Regions from separate parts of the Homo sapiens genome. Here region 1 is linked to region 2. Evidence: chromatin contacts called from ENCODE Hi-C or POLR2A ChIA-PET data. All regions are on one chromosome and are shown on one strand. Each heading gives the region's core, a stretch centred on a gene start or an enhancer-like site at or near the end of the contact. The rest is flanking DNA. Distances are from core to core; before and after follow the strand shown.

Evidence for each region. A loop is a pair of places that touch in the nucleus more often than their neighbours do. ChIA-PET counts read pairs that join two places held with the same protein, here RNA polymerase II (POLR2A). Pooled maps may share reads with other maps.
Region 1: a map of psoas muscle shows a loop between it and region 2 (1.9-fold over the local background). The contact joins two enhancer-like sites. A Hi-C loop is called at or near these places in 19 of 168 maps with a recorded cell type or tissue (A673, Calu3, GM12878 and 12 more), 11 of 37 single-sample maps with no recorded cell type and 19 of 50 pooled maps. POLR2A ChIA-PET finds 5 or more read pairs at or near these places in 15 of 52 experiments (A673, BJ, GM12878 and 12 more).

What each region holds. Positions count from the first base shown.
Region 1 is chr5:109,742,260-109,745,567 of GRCh38, reverse strand. The region is part of intron 4 of MAN2A1 (mannosidase alpha class 2A member 1); the gene reads right to left. Among named protein-coding and RNA genes, the nearest start is that of MAN2A1-DT, 53 kb to the right of the region's middle. Within about 2 kb of position 1,652, at least 8 of the 41 ENCODE cell types and tissues checked have a DNase peak (open chromatin) inside an H3K27ac peak, as active enhancers do.
Region 2 is chr5:109,708,064-109,711,067 of GRCh38, reverse strand. All of the region lies in intron 1 of MAN2A1 (mannosidase alpha class 2A member 1), which reads right to left. Among named protein-coding and RNA genes, the nearest start is that of MAN2A1-DT, 18 kb to the right of the region's middle. Within about 2 kb of position 1,632, at least 3 of the 41 ENCODE cell types and tissues checked have a DNase peak (open chromatin) inside an H3K27ac peak, as active enhancers do.

The DNA.
Region 1 (3,308 bases), core at 403-2,902, 34 kb before region 2:
GTTTTAATAAGCAGGGGATGTACTTTAAATCTTTCACTGTATAGTAAACAATACTTTATTCATAAAATACTCATTCAAAATAAGTTGAAAAATGTGAAAGACGTTAAAGAATAAAATTTAAAAACTCACTACCTTGATATATATGCACAAAGGGTTATGGGAGCCAGAGTTTTTAACCAAGTTAATTTACTTAACATTATACCATGAGCATCTTTCCATATCAAGAGAGACATATATCATTATGTTTACTGTATTGTATTATATTATTGTATTTATTGTATTGTATGTTTATATTGTATTACATTTTCTAAAATATTTTAATTGAGATATAACAATATACAATACACATATTTTCAGTCTCATGAATTGTGACAACTGTAATCACTATCCAAAATAATATAGACTACTTCCACCAATTCAGAGAGTTCCCTCATGCCCCGTTCCAATCCATGCTCGCCCACTCACCCTGCCCCCAAAAAACACTCTGACATTCCATTTCTATCACAATAGATCAGTTGAGTCTCCTCTCAGAATTCATAAAATGGAAATCAAACAATATTTACTCTTCTGTCTCTCTTCTTCTGCTGAACATTTGTGAGACTCATCCATATTACTGTGTATTTCAGTAATTTATCATTTTTTTACTGCTAGGTATTCTGTTGTATGAATATACAACAATTTTTTAATCCATCACCTGCTGAAGGACATTTAAACTGCTTGCAGTTTGAAGTTACTAGGAAAAAGCCTGTATGAAAATGTCTGTACAAGTCTTTTTGTGAACATTTTTTCATTTCTCTTGGGTAAATTGCTAGGAGTGGAGCCCCCAGATCACATGGTATATATTTTAAGTTTGGAAAACTCTTTGGAGGCTTTTCAGAAAGTCGCCCCCATTTTGCATTCCCACCCGCAACATATGAGTTTCTGTTGCTACACATTCTTGCCAACTTTTGACGTTGTCATCTTTTTTATTTTAGCCATTCTAAAAGGGTTGGAAACAGTATCTTCTAGAAGTTTTGATATGTATCTCCCTGATGGCCAAGATTTACCCAGCTTCTACACACACACCCTCGCTGCCCACCCTCCCCAACTGCTGCTGTCTAATAAACATCTTTCAGATGTTCAAACATGCCCTTGTTAATCCCTGGCCCATAATCACCATTCTCTTCTCACAACCTAAAATTCCTTCTCTGCCCTCTGACACCCACTTCTTGACTGGCTAGTTCTAGTCATCATTCAGGTTTAAGCTTGAATATCATTTGCTTCAGGAGGCCTTCCAAGACCCCCTTCTTGCCTCTATAGAAGAAAACCCTTTATTATTATACTGTGTTTAATTACATGTCTTCCCTGCTGTTTTCTGAGGGCTGGGACCAGGTCAGTCTTGCTTACCTCCTACATTTCTGGAGCATAACACAATAAATATTTGCTGAATGAATGGTAGAAGTAAATAAGGGAAGGTTTCAGAGATGAGGTAATATTTCAGCTGAGTGTTAAAAATGAGTAAGACTGAAATTATCCACTGCACAAAAGGAAAAAAATAAAAATCCAAGCTGAACACAGGCAAATTCCTAAGAAGCACAAAACGGCATGTGTCTGAGGACACCCGTGGCTCAGAATGCCTGAGTAGAGTGTGAAGCAGGAAGTGACTGGAGATAAGGATGAGCAAGTCGGGAGGAATCAGACAGAAAAAGTCAGTATGTGTCAGGCAAAGGATAGTGGCCTGTGCCTTTTGAGACTGAAGCACCACAAAGCATTTTAAAGCAAACATGGTGGGACTCACATATTAGAAAACTAACTCTGTTGATGAAATGGCAGACACTTAGAAGTGGCACAGCTGGAAATGGAAAGGCCATTTGGAGGTTTTCACAATAGTACGAGACAAGAGCAATGGAGACGAAAAGCAGGGGTCAGAGTCTGGAGACACTGAAGAGGCAGAAGTCACAGAGTTTAGGGACTAACTGGATGTCACAGGAAAGGGAGGTGGAAAGGCAGAGCACCACAGAGGTGAAGATTATTTGCCCACTATTTCTGGGGCAAGACTGCCTGGCTTGGGTCCTATTTCCACACTTACTAGCTGGGTGACCTTAGGCACTTTCCTTAACACCTCTGCTTCAGATTCCTCAACAGGAGAATGAAGATGATAAAGAACCTTAACTCAAGAGAATGCTACAGGATTGGCTGAATAATTAAACGAGTGCTTATCTCTTACTATTGCCACTAACTAGAGAACAAGAAGTCCAGGTTGGATCTTTAGATCTGGAAGTAGTCCAAATGCCTGGTAATTAAAACAACAGTGTGGAAAAGCATGCAAAATGAAGAAAACTAAGCAGTGTTCCCCAACAGGCGAGAACAGGAACATTGGGGAAGTAAGCAGAAGAGGAAATCAGAGAGGTGATGAAAAATGAATGGTCAGCAGTGCCAGAATAGACCCGAAAGTGAAAGAGCTCAAGGTCACTTCAAAGCCAAAAGAGGACAGAATTTCGAGGAGAATGGAGTGATCGATGTCAATGCTGCAAAAAAATCCTCTCTGAGGCTTGAGAAAGTATCCAAGGGATGGGCAGAGCACCTGAGAAGTCCCTCATGGCTTTTACAGGTCTCCATGACATAAATAGATGCCAGTGGTTGAAGGGAATGAGAGGTGGAAGGATAGCCGTCTCACTCAAGACGAACTGGAATTGAAAAGGTAGGGATAGAACATATGCTTTCTAAAATAAACGTAAACCACTGCTTCAACTATTAGAACTAAAGTTATTTTAGACCCTGGTGCATTGCTTTCAGTGCTTTGATGAAATGCTAAATATCTTTAGATTCTAAACTCAATCCAAATCTGCAAATGACTCTGAATATCACAAGACACACTGTAACTTCCCATTGCTCTATAAATTTTACAGCAACCTTCAGTTAAATACCATAAAATCCAACCTGTATAAAACGTATAATGAATTAGTCTGTTTAGGAAGATTAATAGTCCAATTTCTTAGAAAACCCAAGATGCACATTAGTTAAGTTTGGATTCTTATTTAAAAATGTAACATCAAATATTTCTCTGATTTCAAGAAGCAAGCAGAGATAGTTGAGAAGACAGTGGAAGGTTCACTTAAATATAAACCTAGGGGAAAAATTGTAAGAAGATAGTACAAAGATTATATAAATAAAGAGTTTGCATTCTTGCTAAAGCAATGAAACCCACCAATTTGGTGAAGATAAAAAATCTATACTAACTGATGGTACCTTCATCTCAGCACACATTTGGAGCCCCTTTTCACACTAAAAGATCCACAAAGAGAAACTGGTCAAGACTTTGGTGAATA
Region 2 (3,004 bases), core at 383-2,882:
GATCACCTGGTCAGGAGCTCCAGACCAGCCTGGCCAACATGGTGAAACCCCATCTCTACTAAAAATACAAAAATTAGCGGCTGAGCGCGGTGGCTCACGCCTGTAATCCCAGCACTTTGGGAGTCCGAAGCGGGCGGATCACCTGAGTTCGGGAGTTTGAGACTAGCCTAGCCAACATGGAGAAACCCCGTCTCTACTAAAAATACAAAATTAGCTGGACATGGTGGCAGGCGCCTATAATCCCAGCTACTTGGAAGGCTGAGGCAGGAGAGCCACTTGAACCCGGGAGGCGGAGGTTGTGGTGAGCCAAGATCGCACCATTGCACCCCAGGCTCGGCAACAAGAGCGAAACTTGGTCTCAAAAAAAAAAATAGGTAAATAATAAAAAAATAAAAATTAGCTGGGTGTGGTGGCATGCACCTGTAGTCCCAGATACTCGGAAGGCTGACGCAGAAGAATTGCTTGAACCTGGGAAGCAGAGGTTGCAGTGAACCAAGATCGCATCACTGCACTCCAACATAGGCGATAAAGCGAGACTCCGTCTCAAAAAAAAAAAAATACCACATTTTATCTTATACTTACAATATTATAATACTACAAACTTAATACATGAGTGCCCACATTTCTCCAGATCTTTCTGTACTTTGAGGAAAAGATCATTTTAGAGCCATATACACAGCAAAACTGCCTATAGCTCAACAAGTACACACTGAATAAGAAGACAACCCTTCCTGGGAATATTTTTATTATGGCTTTGGTCCCATAATCCATGGATAAGAGTATTATTCAAAATAAACATTAGCTAGAGGAGTTAGTTCATGAAAAAAGGATCCTACAGCCATTAAAGATGACTTTCAATCTCATTTAGCTTTAAAGATATCATTAATGATCAGTACCTGGAATTCTGTACTGAATTAAGTACATGGAGAAAATTATGGCCTAGGGATATATGCACACAATGGTCTAAAGAACATCATTTTTAAAATTATATTATGCGGTGGAATAAAGTCTCCCTCCAAACAGGTGAAATTCTTGAAATGAACACCCTCATAAGCAAATTCTGTACATGTGACAGAGAAGAGTGGAATGACCTTAAAAGGATGCACTTGTAGTCTGCATTAAAGAAACAGAAATCATAGATAATGCTTCAATTATGCTGAGAAGTCAAAGAATACTTATAGTAACATTGAAAAAGACAATTTTCTGTAGGGCAAGAAAATCACTTATGAGAAAACTACTTTATTCTTTGATTTGCTAATCAGTTCTACAGGGAGGCCACAGCATTGCACCGCTCAGGAGTGGGGAAGGAGGTCATGATATTTGATTTACTCCGCTTTTAGTGAAAGAGAAAAACCAAGCAAAAAATCACATATCAAATACCTTTGAGAGAACAAATTTAGAGTCTACCACAAGGTAGAACAGGCTCAGTTACCACTCAGTCCTATGAACAAAATCAATCAATGTGTATCTACAGCTAAATCCGTAAATTTATTACATAATTATTTGCCTCAAATAGGACACTACCCGCTGGTATTGGCCTCACTGTGATCCTTCCAGCATGGCTGAATCTGTGTATCTTCTCCTGCCTTCCTGGAAAACTGTGTGCCTTTCCTTCTCCCTGCTTCAAAGGCCAACCCTCTGCCGAGCAACAATCCCATTTATCTCAACTGCTCCAAGGCTTTGTTCTTTGCCCTTTTGATTAAACCCTCTCAATATTGCTCAATCAAGTTCCACTTCTAAAAGCAACTCATTCTCAGTAATGTAACATGTTCTATTAGATCAAACTATACGAAAATGCCATTCTCATAGGTAAAACATAGTCAAATATCACCAATTTCGTAAGGTTGAACTTAATATTTATTATATGCTATATACATCTAAAAAAGTCAAACTCTGTGCTTCCACCCTCCTGTGCTTAACCCCATGTGATGGTTAATTTGGGGTTCAACTTGACTAGATTAATGAATATCCAGATAGCTGGTCAAACACTGATTATTCTTCAGGGCTTCAGTAGGCACTGGGCCCATCCTTTATCTACTCAAAGTGAAACCCAGGTGGTTTAGCAATTGATTAGAATTATTGAGCTGCCCCAGGTGTATCTGTGAGAGTGTTTCCAGAGGAGACGGTGTGTGAGTGGACTAAGTGGAGAAGATGTGCCCTAAATGTGGTAGTCACCATCCAATCAACTGGGAGCCCAGATGGAATTAAAAGGCAGAGAAAGGGCAAATTCTCATCCTCTCTAAGAGCCTGGCCGCTTTTCCTCTCCTGCCATTGGATGTCAGAACTCCAGGTTCTCCAGCCTTTAGACTCCAGACTCACACCAGTGGTCCCTGGGCTCTTGCACCTTCCACCTTGGACTGAGCTCCACTATTGGCTTCTCTGGTTCTAAGGCCTTCAGACTTAGACTAAGTCCTGCTACCAGCTTCTCTGGTTCTCCAGCATGCAGATGCAGATGGCCAATAGTGGAACTTCTCAGTCTCCATAATCAAATAAGCCAATTCTCCTAATAACTCCCTTCTCATGTGTGTGTGTGTGTGTGTGTGTGTGTGTGTGTGTGTCCTATCAGTTCTGTCTTTCTGGAGAACCCTGAATAAAACATCTTACATTCCCATTCCCCTCCAGGGCCCCACCCACTTCATGTACCGGGATTATCAAAAGTTTCTCTCTACTCATTATCCCCCTTCCTTACAAACTCCCATTCATTCATCTGCCCATTACAATCAGCATCTGCTCACCACTCCACCAAAACTGACCTTGTAAAGTTCCCAGAGGCTCCCATGTTTCAAGCCTGATGAAAAGCACTCTGCCCTTACCTTATCCGTCATCTCAGGGAGTATTAGGCACAATGGAGCACTCCTTCCCTCTGGAAATGTTTTCTTTACTCATTCCCAATACAACATGCCCTAGGTTTTCCTCCTGCCAACTGTTTATCAGTCTCCTTTGCTGGCTCCTTCTCTCCCAAGCTCTAAATGTTAGAGCACCTCAAGGTTAGCTTCTTGAGCCT